2 separate regions of the Homo sapiens genome follow, and region 1 is linked to region 2. Evidence: chromatin loops called from intact Hi-C (ENCODE). Cell type or tissue: PC-9. All regions are shown on one strand.

Region 1 (8,000 bases), 1.0 Mb before region 2:
GAGCACCTCGCTGCATGGAAGACTTTTCCACCAACCACCACCTGCTGCTCTGCCCTCTGCACCTGTCTCCCAGCAAAAGCATGAATCACTAAGCACACCCTCCACCGAAAGGTTGAGGCCCAGACTTACATCTCCCCAGCTCATGGCCTCCTGGGCTCTGCTTCATTCCTACATCCCAAAGATTCTGTTAAATCCCATCGCGGTGGAGAGCAAATGGAAGCAGATGCTTCCTACTGTCCCTGTCAGACCATTCTCCTCCTGGCTTTCTAGGGTAGCATATGGGGTGCTGGCCTCAGGGCTGTTTGGGCAGATTTCCCTTTGGCATTTTACCCTCACTGTTCATGGCAGCAGCCCTCCCTCACTGCAGCTGTAGGCATGGAAGATATTTGAGAGCCCTGCCCCAGAGGCACTGGCCGTGAGGGCTGCACTCCTCTGTCTTGAAATGGCAAAAGGAAGGGCTGTGCAGGACGGGCTACATCTTAGTGGATTTTTGTGACACAAATATCCACTATTCTACAGGATGATGCTGACAAGAAAAGGATGTGTTCTATTTATTAAATAGAACCTCCTTGGAAAAAGAAGAGAGTCCATTGCATGGCAGTCCTGCTTGTGTTCTAACTTTTCCATCCCTAACATTAAGCTTGACATGAGGACTGGTTTTCAATTCAAGTCCAGATAATGGACCTGTGGGCGCGAATTATTAAAACCTTCATAGGGCACCGCCTCCCAGCGTGGGCTGCACCCTCCCAGAACGGATGACAGCAGGCGCTGCTTTCTCTGTGATCTTGCCCATCCTTGGTCTGGTTGGCATTTCTTCCAATCAGTTACACGCACACAAACACACACTTTTGGACTTTGTTTCCATGTAGGGGCCTAAAATCTCCTATGGAAAGAAGCACACATCGATTGCTATATGTTTAGTGTCTAGGGGATTTGATGAGAGCAGCTCAGTCCCTGGAGTCTGCTCAACTCTGCAAGCACAGATGGAATCTACGGCCTGGCGAGCTCCACTGAGGCCTGGCCCCTGGCTGTGGATATAGCCAGCCCCCTCCTCCTGGTCTGACCAAGAGCTCAGACCAAAACAGCAGCCCAGCTTCGCGGGCAGCAGCCTGGGCCCACTCCTCTCCCTGACCCCCTCACCAGGGGCTGCTGCAGCTGAAGGCCTGGGTCCCGAGCCCCTGGCTGCTCGCTCCCTGCTCTGAGGCTCAGGTCTCCTATAGCAGCAGCTCCCCTGACAGCCTTGCTGTGGCCATGTCAGCTCCCAGATACTCCTCTGATCTCCACACCAGCAGGACAAGGAGGTTTCATAAAGGAACTGCGGAAACCTTTCTGTGTGCACATCCCTAGACAGCCAAGAACTCAGAGGGAGGCGATGCTACTGTTTAATTGCAGGAAGTGGGGGGCTGTGAGAAGCAAGAAAAAAGGAGCAAGGACAGAGCCCCCTGCTGAGCAACAAAGTCCTCCTGCTGCCTTCTCTTTTGGCTCCTGGTGCAGGCACATGGGGAGACCTCCCCCAGGGTTGGGGCCACCAGTCCACGGGTGGGAGCACTACAGGGGGTGGGAGTAGGAGGTGGTCAGTGCGGCTGGCCTTGCACAGACCCCTAGGCTTTCCCACACCTGGATTTCACCAGGGACATTCTGTCCTTCAAGGGAACTTCGTAGATCTGGAAAGAGCAGAACTGTTTCTGTGAAAGGAAAGAGAGGGGGACAATCAGTGTGGGTTGCAGTTAAATCAGAAGACACCCAGGTATATCATTTCAGAGTGGGGCAAGGACAGATCCAGGTGAGACACTGGGTTCTCACCCTCCCCCGCTGAGTCCCAGAGCACTGAGCCCGACTGCACAGTGACTGTTCCATCACCCCTCTCAAGGCTCCAAGTCACCAGGTGGCATTGGGCCCCCACCCCAGCCTGCAGGATTCCTGCCCCAGCACAACCCGAGCTTGTGCATGGCCTCGGGAGCCCCAAGGGTGCAGGGCAGGGGGAGGTGGCTCACTGCCCCCAGCTCCTTCCACCTCCAGCACTCAGGCCAGCACTAAGAGGGACCAGAGGGAAGAACCCAGGGAACTGGAAACTGTAACTCAAAAGGGTAGTGAGGAGATGACAAGGAGAGTGTGGCTCTCCCCTGAACAGAGACCTCACAAGAAATCCTGGGTTCTTAGAGAAGCTGGTGTTGGGTGAGCTGGGGCAGGTCCAGGGCTTCACTGCTAACAGGCATTTAATTCCCTCTAATCTGCTCAGAGAGGCTGTGGCTGTGGGCAGGTGCATGAGGCTGGGATTAGACAGAGCCTCTTCTCTCTGACCAGAACCCAGCCCTCCTCCAGTCCAGCAGGCAATACCCCAAAGCACACAGGGTGGAGCTCCCAGTACCCCCATTCCCAAGCTAAAGCCCTCTTAGCAAATCAAATTAATCACCCGTCTCCACACCACCTCATCTGCACACACATAGGCGTCTCCATAAGCTCACCCCAACCCTCACCCACACAGATCTATGCATGAACCCACATGCATACTCCCTCAAACATCCATCTACCCACATACACACACACTCTCATGTACCTCCCACATGTGGGCACACACATGCTCCATTCCACATACACCCATATATGCATACCACCCCCACATACATGTATGTACACATATAACTCCACATTCACACACACATGCATGCCCCTCACAACAGGCACCTGCACGTGTGTGCACAAACCCACATGCATCTCCACAGGCACATGCGCACACCCATGCATGCATGGCTTTCATGCATCTGCACTCATGCTCCATTCCCTTCAAAACATGTGCAGGAGCAGACACACACACACACACACACACACACACACACACACCACTCACACCCCTCTGCACTGCCTGACATCCCTGACCCACATCAGTCACATACCTCCTTCAACTGTGGCTGGTCACTGAAGAGACAGTTGTCCAAGTCTGGCTGAGACTTAGTGCATGTGGTTAGGTCTATCTTCATATCAAAGAAGTAGCTCACCCAGCCCACATCTACAAGCACGAAAGAGCAGGGTGCATGGGAAGCACACTGTCAGTTCCGTGCACACACAGGCATTTCACTGTGATTGAGTCACTGGGTTTGCCTGGGGCTTCATGCCTGCCTTTCTGAACCGCCCACACTGTCACCCACAAGGCATACACACTGGCTGGCAGTGGCCCCGGGCGCCAGGCCTCCCTGATAACTTGTTTTCTCTAAGTAACTGAAACAAGGTGTCTCATGCAGCCCAGTAGGAGGAGAAGCAAGGGCAGGGCAGATGGAAGCCAAGGCCTAAAACCCCCTTCATTGGATTCAGGAATAGAAGGCACAGCTCTGGGGAGCCAGCCAGGGTGGGGCAAAGAAACAGTCCTGGCACCAGGTTTGCAGGGCGGGTTTAAGCAGCAAGTGAATGCTCTTTCCCACAGCAAAGGATTAACTGATTTCTGCTACTTGTGGCTCAGAGGCCAGGGACACTTGACCTGTCCTAGGAAGGCTGTCACCTGATGATGAAATTTCTGCTAACTTCCAGCTCCTGGCATCCAGCCCATAGAGCATCTCATTCCCTCTATTAACCTAGATTTATTTATGCTTCATATACAGCAGGAAATGAGAGGCTTCACATGCACAGATGTTTTAGGCCAATAACATATTGTCTCTGTAGGATCTCCATTCTAAGTGTGTTGTTGGAAGCAATATTTCTAAAGTGAGCAGCACACCTGCATGTCTTATATTTGTGATTGCAGAGTGGAATTGAGCCCTTTTCCCTGCACAAGGCCTCCTCCAGACATGAATGGTGAGAACTGTGAAGCAGTGTGAGACAAGGAGCCCCGGGGACCACGTGCAAGTCCTGAGATCTCTCTGGTGTCAGTTTGCTCACTGTAAAACATGCTTCAGGGCCCAGTGATCCTTATCATCCCATGTGAGTGTCACACTTGAGAGAGGGGTACAGGCCAGCAGGGATCCTGGCAGCAGGGAGTGCCCCTCCTGTGCAGGGAGAGGGCCCCAGCTGACAGCTGCAGGAGGAGAAACGGGGCTGGTCTGGACTCCTCTGAATTTCCAAGGGAAGGTGGAGGAGAGCCAAAGGCTGTGTCACTGTTTGTTGCTGTGCCATGGGATGCAGGTCAAAATGGAACCAGTAGCCCTGCTGAAGCTCCCTCCCGACCTGACCCCCTCCTCCACTATGCTGGGTGACTGCTGTCCTCATCTGGTTGAGGTCTGATGCTATGTCAGCTGGCAAAAGCAGGGTCAGGCGTGCTCCACCCCAGAAGGAACTCAGCTGCCCTGGGCTGTCGGGGGTGGTCAGCCAGCCTGAGGGTGAAGGCCACTCGCCCTAGGGGGTTGTGCCCAGGGGTGTGACTTTGGGAGGGAAGCAGGGCTCTGCAGGACAAGGAGCTAGGCTCCGGTGTGGCCCCTGCAGAGAGGACTCAGGGAGGAGGATGAGCCTTATGGCCTGGATCTCATCCTGAGCAGCACCAAGCCCACCCAGAGCCAGCATAGTCTCCATCCACACCTGCTGGACCCTGGGAAATGCCACGGTCATGGCACAGACCCAGGAGCTGATGCAGGTTAAAGGAGGCCAAGTGGACAGGACAGGGCTGAGCTCATGCACTCATGGCCCGGGAGCGTCCTAGGGCATGAAGGCTGTCAACAGACAGTCAGAGAAAGCTGAATGAGTCTGAGCATTAGATCATGAATGTGTCAGTGCTGATTTGCTGGGAATGCTCTTGGGGTTAGGGGGCAAATCTGGCTGGGACTCAGGACCCCTTGGGTGGTGGCATCACCCACCTGCTGTTGGCCTGGCAGCACCTGCGGGGTGACTGTAGTGTTCATCATTCTCTCCTTGTTGTACTCACTGATGGCGAAGTCCAGGGCATGCTGCCATCTATCATCATTAAGGTCTGCATCACAGATGTCACTTTGAATGATCTTTCTAGCCAGAGCTGGGGGACTCTAGGCTAGGGCCACAAACAGGGCAGCCAGCAAGGGCAGTGGAGTGTGCAGGGGCCAGGTTGTGGTCTGCTGGGACAAGGACAAAGAGTGAGAAGGGGGAAGTGCAGGAGAGTGAAGGGGCATGATCCTGAGGCAGGGAGCCCAGACCAGCAGGCAGCTGTGCATTAGGATAAATGGATAAAAGCAAGACAGCCTGGGGGCCCCCAGCCCCACGTCCTTCCATGCCCTGCCCCTAGATTCTCCCTCTCTTTCTGCCCCTCCTCTTTTTCCTTTGTCTCCCATTCCATCTCCCCTCACCTCTCTCCCTGCCTAAGTCCCCCTGTTCTTCCAGGCCCTTCTCCTCCATCTCCCCCTTCTCCTAACTCCTCTCTCCAATCCCCAGCTCACTTCAGTCTTGCCCTTCCTTCCCAGTGCTCCCAAGATTGGGTCACCCTGGTCTCCAGAAAGGTGACACTGCTGTCTGTGTTGTGAAACAAGGTGACCTTCTACTTCCTTAGAAAAGGGAAAAATAAAAGGCTTGGCATCCTGGGGTCTTCAGATGTCAGGGAAATCTGAGAGCACTTGGTGAAAGTTGGGAATCCCTGGCGCAGGGAGACTATTTTAAACACTCCTGGAAGACCTTGTCCATTCCCTGTTCTGGGGAACTTCTTTGCCAAACATAAAGGAATTAACCTTTTGGGAAAAAGTCAGTGGGTTCTCTTTTCATAACTCATTATTTAATAAACAAACCTGTCACCAACTTCTCCCAGCACCATGTGGTCTAGAGCTTGGGATGGAGCCTGGGTGACTGAGCTATGGACGTGACATTGCAGAGCCGCTGCCCAACAGATTGTGACATGAACCCATGAGCAATTTTCTGTTTTCTAGGAAACACATTGAAAAAAGAAAAGAGAAACTGGTGAAAATAATTTAAAGAATATCTCTTTTTTAACCTTATATATCGAAAATATTATTTCAACACATAGGAACAACAATTATTAATAAGAGAGTTTACATTCTTTTGGGTATGTGTAAGTCTCTGAAATTTTTACACTTAGACCAAGTGTCATCTTGGACTGGCCCCATTTCCAACATCCCATGGTCACCTGTGGCTGGTGGCTGTGGAACTGCACAGCCGAAGTTAGGGTGTGTGTGGAGATGGGGAGCAGTGATCAGATGAGGGGAGTAGATCTGTTCTGCAGGAAGTGAAATAGAATGGAGGGTGGAGAGAGATGGGTGCCACCGGACCCTGGTCAGGGAGGTCTCTATGAGACTGGAAAGGTGAGAAGCCCTGTTTAGACAGGAAACAGCTCCAGGCAGCAGGAACAGCCAGTGCAAAGGCCCTGAGGTGGGGCTGAGTGTGCCTGTTCCAGGAAGAGGAAGCCCCTGGAGGGAACGTGAGCAGGGAAGAGAAGGACCTGGAGTCTCACAGTAACTGGGGGTGGGGCCAAGTGGAAGGTGCAGGGAGACCCCCTGGCAGGTGGTAAGAGTTGGCAGTACAGGGATCAGCAGCCGCGGGATGAATGTGGGAGCCACACTTCGGGCTCCTTTCCTCTCTTCACTGCTTGGAAAACTCATCTGACTTTATGACATTACAGTGAATGAGGTCGGATTTACATACAATAAAATGCCCAATTGCAAGTGCCCAACTTGGGGGATTTCATAAATGCATATACCTGTGTTACCACTTTGTCCAGACCTGTGACATCTGCCTTGCCCCAGATGGTATCCTCTTGCCTCTCAAGCCCACTCTCGTGCCCACCCCACCCTGGCAGCCCCTATCCAGCCCTGTAGACTCCTTTGTCACCTGTCCTTGAGCTTCCCAGGAATGGAGTCCTGCAGAGAGAGCCCATGTGTGTCTTTGTCCTTTGCTCAGCGTGGCTTTCCAGCGAGCCCTGAGTTGCTTCATTGCCAGGATTGTGAGTTCTCCTTCTCCCCAGATGAGGAGATGGGTCAGCTGGGTGCTCTGTGGGGTGACAAAGTCCCCAGCTCGGATGGCTGCGGGCCTGGGCTGGAATGTGACTCCAGGAGTGGGGAGGGTGGAAGGAGGCTCTGAACAGACAGCTGCTCCCTTTGTTCTCTCAACCCCACCCTCCATGCCTAAAGGTGACCCTGTGGCAAATCCCTTATGGTGAAGTGGCAGCCTTGGCCAGAAACGCCAGGAAATTCTGGGCCTTTGCCAGGGACCCAGAGGACTCTCCTGGGAGTGGTGGAGGTGAGGGTTGGCCAGTGTCAGCCCAGACCTGCTGTAATCCTGGGTCTCAGCCATGGCTGGGGCTGGATCAGCAGGAACCCGGCAGTGGGAACAATATTACTTACGGATGCTCATATTCATTGTTAAGATTGGGAAACTTGTTACCCAAGGCCAAGTGACCCTCTCACCCACTGTGAATCCAGCACCCCTAGAAAAGCTGTGCACCCCAGCAGATACAGTAGGAGGCCCAGGGATGGTGTTTACTGCTGGGTGAGGGAAGGAAGGCCCTCAAACAGGGCAGCGCATGATGCCTCCTAGTTAGACAAGAAAGACTGGGAGCTCCACAGATAAGAGAAAGAGGGGTCAGCCCCTGGCCAGGTACTTCCAAGCACAATGGTCATCTCCCAAGTGTGGGGGTTGGTTCTTCTCTGTGGCCCCCAGCTTCTTGAAGCCACTGGGGCTCCAATCTCAGGAAGATGTGTTGTACAGAGGGTAAGATTAAATAATCACAAATCTCCTAACTTCTATCACTAGGAAGAAGGTGCAGGTCACCCAGATAGGGGGAGGGTAGTGGTGAGTGGAATGTGGGGGAAGAGGGGCTGGAGTGCTGACCTGCACCCCTGAATGTGATGACATTACCTATGGTCATCCTCTGTCAGGACACTAGCATGTGCTGCAGGGAGGGCCAGCTGTCCTGATCAATGACTGCTGTAATCCTAACAGGACAGACAGCATTGGTGGGCACTCTCAGGAGCTACGGGAGCCAAGTCCAGTGCGGGTGATGGGAAGTGGAAGGTTAGGGTAGCTGGACAGCTGCTCCAGATATTTGGTGACCTTAGGCAAATGTTTTGCCTTCTCTGCATCATGCATCTGGAGAGGTGGGC
Region 2 (8,000 bases):
GCACATATACACCATGGAATACTATGCAGCCATAAAAAATGATGAGCTCATGTCCTTTGTAGGGACATGGATGAAACTGGAAACCATCATTCTCAGCAAACTATCACAAGGACAAAAAAAACAAACATCTCATGTTCTCACTCATAGGTGGGAATTGAACAATGAGAACACATGGACACAGGAAGGGGAACATCACACTCCGGGGACTGTTGTGGGGTGGGGGGAGGGGGGAGGGATAGTATTAGGAGATATGCCTAATGCTAAATGATGAGTTAATGGGTGCAGCACACCAACATGCCACATGTATACATATGTAACAAACCTGCACATTGTGCACATGTACCCTAAAACTTAAAGTATAATAATAATAAAATAAAATAAAAAGTTATTTTCAGTAATTAAAAAAAAAAAAAAGAAACTCAGCCTGGCTATCAGAGCTTGCAGTGTAACCAGTGTGCTTATTGTAAAGAAATAGGACATTGGAAGAACAAATGCCCTCAGCTAAAAGGAAAACAAGGTGACTCAGAGCAGCAGGCCCCAGACAAGGAGGATGGGGCCCTGCTCAACCTGGCAGAAGGGTTACTGGAATGAGGGGGACTGGGCTCAAGGGCCCCCAAAAAGCCTGTGGTCAGGATGAAAGTTGGGGGTAAAGACATTGATTTTCTTTTAGATACCGGTGCTGAACATTCTGTAGTAACCACCCCGGTCGCCCCCTTATCCAAAAAGACTCAACATAATTGGAGCCATGGGGGTTTCAGCAAAGCAAGCTTTCTGCTTGCCCCGGACTTGTACTGCAGGAGGACATAAAGTGATTCATCAGTTTTTGTACATGCCTGACTGTCCCTTGCCCTTGTTGGGAAGGGACTTGCTTAGCAAGCTGAGAGCCACTGTCTCTTTTACAGAGCATGGCTCTTTGCTGCTAAAGTTACCCAGAACGGGAGTTATTATGACCCTTACGGTCCCCCGAGAGGAGGAATGGAGACTTTTCTTAATGAGCCAGGCCAAGTGGTGGCCAAGAGTGTGGGCAGAAGACAACCCTCCAGGGTTGGCAGTCAACCAAGCCCCCGTACTTATAGAAGTTAAGCCTGGGGCCCAGCCAGTTAGGCAAAAACAGTACCCGGTCCCCAGAGAAGCTCTTGAAGGTATCCAGGTCCATCAAGCGCCTAAGAACCTTTGGAATTATGGCTCCTTGTCAATCTCCATGGAACACTCCCCTCCTGCCTGTTCCCAAGCCTGGGACCAAGGACTAAAGGCCGGTACAGGATTTGCACTTGGTTAATCAAGCTACAGTGACTTTACATCTAACAGTACCTAACCCGTACACATTGTTGGGGTTGCTGCCAGCTGAGGACAGCTGGCTCACCTGCTTGGACCTTTCTTTAGCATCAGATTAGCCCCTGAGAGCCAGAAACTGTTTGCCTTTCAGTGGGAAGATCCAGAGTCAGGTGTTACTACTCAGTACACTTGGACCCAGCTTCCCCGAGGGTTCAAGAACTCCCCCACCATCTTGGGGGAGGAGACCTCCAGAAGTTTCCCACCAGAGACCTAGGCTGCATGTTGCTCCAGTACATTGATGACTTTCTGCTGGGACACCCCACGGCAGTCGGGTGGGCCAAGGGAACAGATGCCCTACTCTGGCACCTGGAGGACTGTGGGTATAAAGTGTCCAAGAAAAAAGCTCAGATCTGCCGACAGCAGGTACGTTACTTGGGATTTACTATCTGACAGGGGGAGCGCAGCCTGGGATCAGAAAGAAAGCAGGTCATTTGCAATCTACCAGAGCCTAAGACCAGAAGGCAGGTGAGAGAATTCTTAGGAGCTGTGGGGTTTTGCAGACTGTGGATCCCAAACTTTGCAGTATTAGCCAAGCCTTTGTATGAGGTCACAAAGTGGGGGGAACAGGAACTTTTTGAATGGGAATCCCGACAACAACAAGCCTTTCATAAGTTAAAGGAAAAACTTATGTCAGCCCCAGCCCTGGGGCTACCCGATCTGACAAAGCCTTTTACATTGTATGTGTCAGAGAGAGAAAAGATGGCAGTTGGAGTTTTAACCCAAACTGTGGGGCCCTGGCCGAGGCCGGTGGCCTACCTCTCTAAACAACTACATGGGGTTTCTAAAGAATGGCCCCCATGTTTGAGGGCCTTGGCAGCAACTGCCCTGCTAGTACAAGAAGCAGATAAGCTGACTCTTGGGCAAAACCTGAACATAAAGGCTCCCCATGCTGTGGTGACATTAATGAATACTAAAGGACATCATTGGCTAACGAATGTTAGACTCACCAAGTACCAAAGTTTGCTCTGTGAAAATCCCTGTATAACCATTAAAGTTTGTAACACCCTGAACCCTGCTACCTTGATCCCAGTATCAGAGAGCCCTGTCAAGCATGACTGTGTAGAAGTGTTGGACTCAGTCTACTCTAGCAGATCTGACCTCTGAGACCGGCCTTGGGCATCAGTAGACTGGGAACTATACGTGGATGGGAGCAGCTTCATCAACCCACAAGGAGAGAGATGTGCAGGGTATGCTATGGTAACCCTGGACACTGTTATTGAAGACAGATCATTGCCCCAGGGCACTTCAGCCTAGAGAGCTGAACTCATTGCTTTAATTTGGGCCCTAGAACTCAGTGAAGGTAAGACTGTAAACATTTACACTGACTCTCGGTATGCCTTTTTAACCCTTCAAGTGCATGGAGCGTTATATAAAGAAAAGGGCCTATTGAACTCTGGGGGAAAGGACATAAAATATCAACAAGAAATTTTGCAATTATTAGAAGCAGCATGGAAACCCCACAAGGTGGCAGTTATGCATTGCAGAGGACACCAGCGAGCTTCCATCTTGGTGGGTTTGGGGAATTCCTGCGCTGACTCAGAGGCTCGAAAAGCAGCATCTGCCCCCTTCCAGGCATCAGTCACAGACCCCCTGCTCCCTCAAGCACTTGATCTTGTAGCTACTTATTCGGGAGAATAGCTCTGCCACAGCTGCTAGGAGCCGCAATTGTACTGGTTTTGCATGAAACCACCCATCTAGGTCAGGAGTCACTTGAAAAGTTGTTAGGCCGGTATTTCTACATCTCATATTTGTCAACCCTTGCCAAAACAGTGACGCAGCAGTGTGTTACCTGCCGACAGCATAATGTGAGGCAAGGTCTAGCTGTTCCCCCCCGGCATACAAGCTTATAGAGCAGCCTCCTTTGAAGATCTCCAGGTGGACTTCACAGAGATGCCAAAGTGTGGAGGTAACAAGTATTTACTAGTTCTTTTGTGTACCTACTGTGGGTGGGTGGAGGCTTATCCAACACTAACTGAGAAAGCTCGTGAAGTAACCTGTGTGCTTCTTCGAGATCTTATTCCTAGATTTGGACTGCCCTTACGGATCAGCTCAGATAATGGGCTAACGTTTGTGGCTGACTTGGTACAGAAGATAGCAAAGGTATTGGGGATCATTTGGAAACTGCATGCCGCCTACCGGCCTCAGAGTTCCAGAAAGGCAGAGCAGATGAATCAGACTATCAAAAATAGTTTAGGGAAAGTATGTCAGGAAACAGGATTAAAATGGATACATGCTCTCTATAGTATTATTTAAAATTAGATGTACCCCTTCTAAAAGAACAGGATATTCCCCTTAGGAAATATTATATCATGGGACCCTTCCCATATTGCAGGGACTTCCAGGCACTTCCTGAGAGTTAGGTGAAATTGAGTTACAGCGACAGCTACAGGCTTTAGGAAAAATTACACAAACAATCTCAGCCTGGGTAAATGAGAGACCCTGTTAGCTTATTCTCCCCAGTTCACCTTTTCTCCCCAGGTGTTCGAGTGTGGATCAAGGACTGGAACGTAGCCTCTTTGTGCCCATGGTGGAAAGGACCCCAGACTGTCGTCCTGATCACTCCCACTGCTGTGAACGTAGAGAGAATCCTAGCCTGGATCCATCACAACCGTGTAAAACCTGCAGCGCCTGAATCCTGGGAGGCAAGACCAAGTCTGGACAACCCCTGCAGAGTGACCCTGAAGAAGATGACAAGCCCTGCTCCAGTCACACCCAGAAGCTGACTGGTCCACGCACAGCCGAAGCATGAGGAAGCTCATTGTGGGCTTCATTTTTCTTAAATTTTGGACTTACAGTAAGGGCTTCAACTGTTCTTACTCAAACTGGGGACTATTCCCAGTGTATTCATCAGGTCAGTGAGGTAGGACAGCAAATGAAAACAATCTTTCTGTTCTATAGTTATTATCAATGTATGGGAACGTTAAAAGAGACTTGTTTGTATAATGCCACTCAGTACAAGGTATGTAGCCCAGGAAATGACTGACCTGATGTGTGTTATAACCCATCTGAGCCCCCTACAACCACCAGTTTTGAAATAAGATTAAGAACTGGCCTTTTCCTAGGTGATACAAGTGAAATAATAACTAGAACAGAAGAAAAAGGAATCCCCAAACAAGTAACTTTAAGATTTGACGCTTGTGCAGCCATTAATAGTAACAAGCTAGGAACAGGATGTGGTTCTCTTAACTGGGAAAGGAGCTACAGAGTAGAAAATAAATATGTTTGTCATGAGTCAGGGGTTTGTGAAAATTGTGCCTTTTGGCCATGTGTTATTTAGGCTACTTGGAAAAAGAACAAAAAGGACTTGGTTCATCTTCAGAAAGGGGAAGCCAACCCCTCCTGTGCTGCCAGTCACTGTAACCCACTAGAACTAATAATTACCAATCCCCTAGATCCCCATTGGAAAAAGGGAGAATGTGTAACCCTGGGGATCAAAGGGACAGGGTTAAACCCCCAAGTTGCCATTTTAGTTCAAGGGGAGGTCCACAAGCACTCTCCCAAACCAGTGTTTCAAACCTTTTATGAGGAGTTAAATCTGCCAGCACCAGAACTTCTGAAAAAGATAAAAAATTTGTTTCTCCAATTAGCAGAAAATGTAGCTCATTCCCTTAATGTTACTTCTTGTTATATATGCGGGGGAACCACTATCAGAGACCGATGGCCTTGGGAAGCCTGAGAGTTGGTGCCCACTGATCCAGCTCCTGATATAATGGGGGCTTGTCCAGGATCTCATCAGGACTGGATGGCTCTCGCTGGACTATACTGGATATGTGGGCAGAGAGCCTACATTCAGTTACCTAATGAATGGGCAGACAGTTGTGTTATTGGCACTATTAAGCCATCCTTTTTCTTATTACCGATAAAAACTACTGGTACTATCTGTAAATTCCAGACATTGTATGAGAAAGCACTGTAAAACTTTTTGTTCTGTTAGCTGATATATGTAGCCTCCAGTCACATTCCTCATGCTTACTTGATCTATCATGACCCTTTCACGTGGACCCCTTAGAGTTGTAAGCCCTTAAAAGGGCTAGGAATTTCTTTTTGGGGGAGCTTGGCTCTTAAGACATGAGTCTGCCAATGCTACCGGCCAAATAAAAACCTCTTCCTTCTTTAATCCAGTGTCTCAAGAGTTTTGTCTGCAGCTCATCCTGCTACATTCTCTTCATCAATAAGGATGTATGGTAGTGTAGATGTTCATTGGCTTGATTTAGCCATTCCACAGTGCAGACAGACATACTTGCAAAACTTCATGCTATACACCATATGTGTTCAATATGTATTTGTCAATTAAAATAAATTTTGTTAAAGAGAAAAGGGAAGAAAGTCATACAGTGTTAAGGAGGTGCCTGGTGCCTCGTAGTACTATAAACACCTTCCTCTCATCATTATTATTTCTAGCATTGTAATTAATGATATTATGTTACCCTGTGGCCCCCTGGTGCCCTTGGTGGAGGCTGTAGTTTTGGAGGCCACAAGTCAACTCAGGTCCCTGCCCTTCTCACAGGGTGGCACGGCAGGGCCACTGGGACAGGACAGCCCCACCATGAGCACTGCATGATTCCATCAACCCACACCCACATGGCACAAATGCCTCCCTGCAGGAGCCCGGCCCTCCCAGCCTCTCCTGGGAGCCCAGTCCCAGCACTCTGGGTCAACCACGACCTCCCTCCCAGTGGGGGCTCTGATGGCCACACCCTGCTGTCCCTGCAGCCCTGCAGCTGGGTGTGGTGAGGACTGCATGCTGAGGTCCATGCTGATGTCAGCACCAGCTGCAAGGACAGAGGGTCCCCTTCCCAGAACTGAGCACACTTGCTTCAGATGACCGCTCGCAAGGACCCCAACTCACAACCCACCAAGCCGTGTTCTGGCCCCCACACTCATCCTTGCCTCTGCAGAAACAACAGACACTCAGGGAGTCACAGGTCAGACCTGCAGGCCTTCCCTTCAGAAAAGGGGTAGCCTCCAGCGGTGCCCTAGGCTTGCAGTTCCAGAATGTTCTCAAGTCACCAGATGGATGCATTTGCAAGCAGACAGCTATGCAGATGGTCAGACCATGGCCTGAGCTGTCAGAAAGGGCAGGGAGTAAATGAGCCTCACTGCCCTGAACCTCAGTTTTCTCATGTGTAAAGTGGGGACACTCACATGCACCTGAAAGGGTCATGATGAAATGAATGGAACCAATGTGAGAACGCACACAGGAGGCCATCAGTACATGTCAACTACTCTGAGGATCTCCATCCACTCAGCCACCTCCACGTTTGCTGCCTCCAGCTGCAGCTCTTGGGGTGGCTCTGGGTGTCAGTATAGGTGAGTCGACCCTGGGAACGCAGGTGCAGGGCCACACAGCCGGCTGCTTTGACATGTCTTTCAGGAAACATGGCTTTTCACAATCAAGACTATAACAGCTGCTGCTTTTTGAGTGCTGTGTGGGGACTGCTCTAAGTGCCCCAGGGCACTGTCTCATTTACCCTCACAGGGCTTCCAGCATTGGCCATTTCACCCCCATATGTCTTCAGATGAGATGGAGGCCAAGGCTGGCTTCACAGGTGCGGCACTCCCCACAGCCCCACAGAACCTGGCTGGGGCCCTTCGTGCAGGGCAGAGTCCGAGGTTCAGAAGGCCTGTGTGCCACCTGCAGTCACAGAGGCAGCTGAGCTGGGGCCAAACTCAGGGTCCCCGACAACCAGGCCCATGCCCACCCAACAGGCCTGACTGCCCTCAGCCTCTAGCACCCCCAGCCAGGGTCAACAGCATGGGACCCGCCCTGACAGGAATCCTGTCTTGACTAGGCCCAGGAATGCTGTGTCACATCAGGCCTTCCTTCCCATGCACCCTCAAAACCCCACGGTGGGCAGCTGCAGGACAGATCCGCAACTCCCTTCAGAGTTCTAGGCATTGCCCTGTTCTTCATTTCTGTGGCTCCCCACCTGTCCCATGCAAAGGCCCTCAAACCCAAGCCCCAGATGGCACCAGAGATGCTCTGAGCAGAGGCAGTTCCATCTGCCTTTGTAAGTGAATATGAGCATCTGCACACTATACATGCTTCTAAAGGCTCTGAGAAGTCCTGCATCAAGAGACTGCTTGGTTTTCTTTACCTCCACATTCCTCATGTGTTTTTGTGCAAGAGAACGTATGGGTACACACACCTGACATCTGAGAGTTTGGAAGCCCCATTCCTGCTATAAGGATAACAGAAAACCACCTAGCTGTCAGGGAGCTCAAACTGAGCCATGCCCCATCACTCCTCTCCACCTCACACGAAGCCTAAGAGATGAACAGTCAAACCTCTCCTTTATCCCTTCTTTTGTTTGGGTTTGTTTTGTAACAGACAGGGAAACTAGAGTATGGGGAAGTCCAGCGAGCCCCCTGCATCCCACAGCCGGCACCCAGGAGACCCCTGAGGCCTCCCAGGAACATGTCATTCCATGGGTCAAGGAGGGTGGCAGGGTTCCCAGTGCAGAGAAGGGCTGGGCACCACTTCTCCTTCCTGAACTTTCTGAAGGCCAGAAGGACACCACCATGGCTGGGCATGTGGCATAGGGATCAGTGCCTGGGAGAAGGGGCCCCACTGGCCCCACAGCCCTTGGAGGTTGCAGAGGGATTATAATGATTCTCATTGTCATCATTATCAGTATCATATGGATCTCGATGCTTTTTAAATA

The links. Hi-C counts contacts between places; a loop is a spot of excess contacts. Peaks named below come from ENCODE experiments on the same cell type or tissue, not always from the same donor. Only the 100,000 strongest peaks of a DNase experiment are listed, where the experiment ranks them.
Region 1: it touches region 2 in a loop (4-fold over the local background); 3 of 110 quality-filtered maps call a loop at or near these places.

The regions. Positions count from the first base shown.
Region 1 is chr20:23,917,170-23,925,169 of GRCh38, forward strand. It overlaps the pseudogene CSTP1. Among named protein-coding and RNA genes, the nearest start is that of CST5, 41 kb to the left of the region's middle. RefSeq lists an enhancer at 513-1,304. In PC-9, no CTCF peak of the experiment used is centred here; a DNase peak (open chromatin) is centred at 3,112; H3K27ac peaks cover 1,099 bases.
Region 2 is chr20:24,927,534-24,935,533 of GRCh38, forward strand. It overlaps LINC02967 (long intergenic non-protein coding RNA 2967), which reads left to right. Exons shown (of 3, transcript XR_001754563.2): 2 at 3,106-3,241; 3 at 3,814-5,452. Among named protein-coding and RNA genes, the nearest start is that of LINC02967, 13 kb to the left of the region's middle. In PC-9, CTCF peaks have their summits at 3,667 and 3,869; DNase peaks (open chromatin) are centred at 2,568 and 3,088; H3K4me3 peaks cover 2,191 bases; H3K27ac peaks cover 3,772 bases.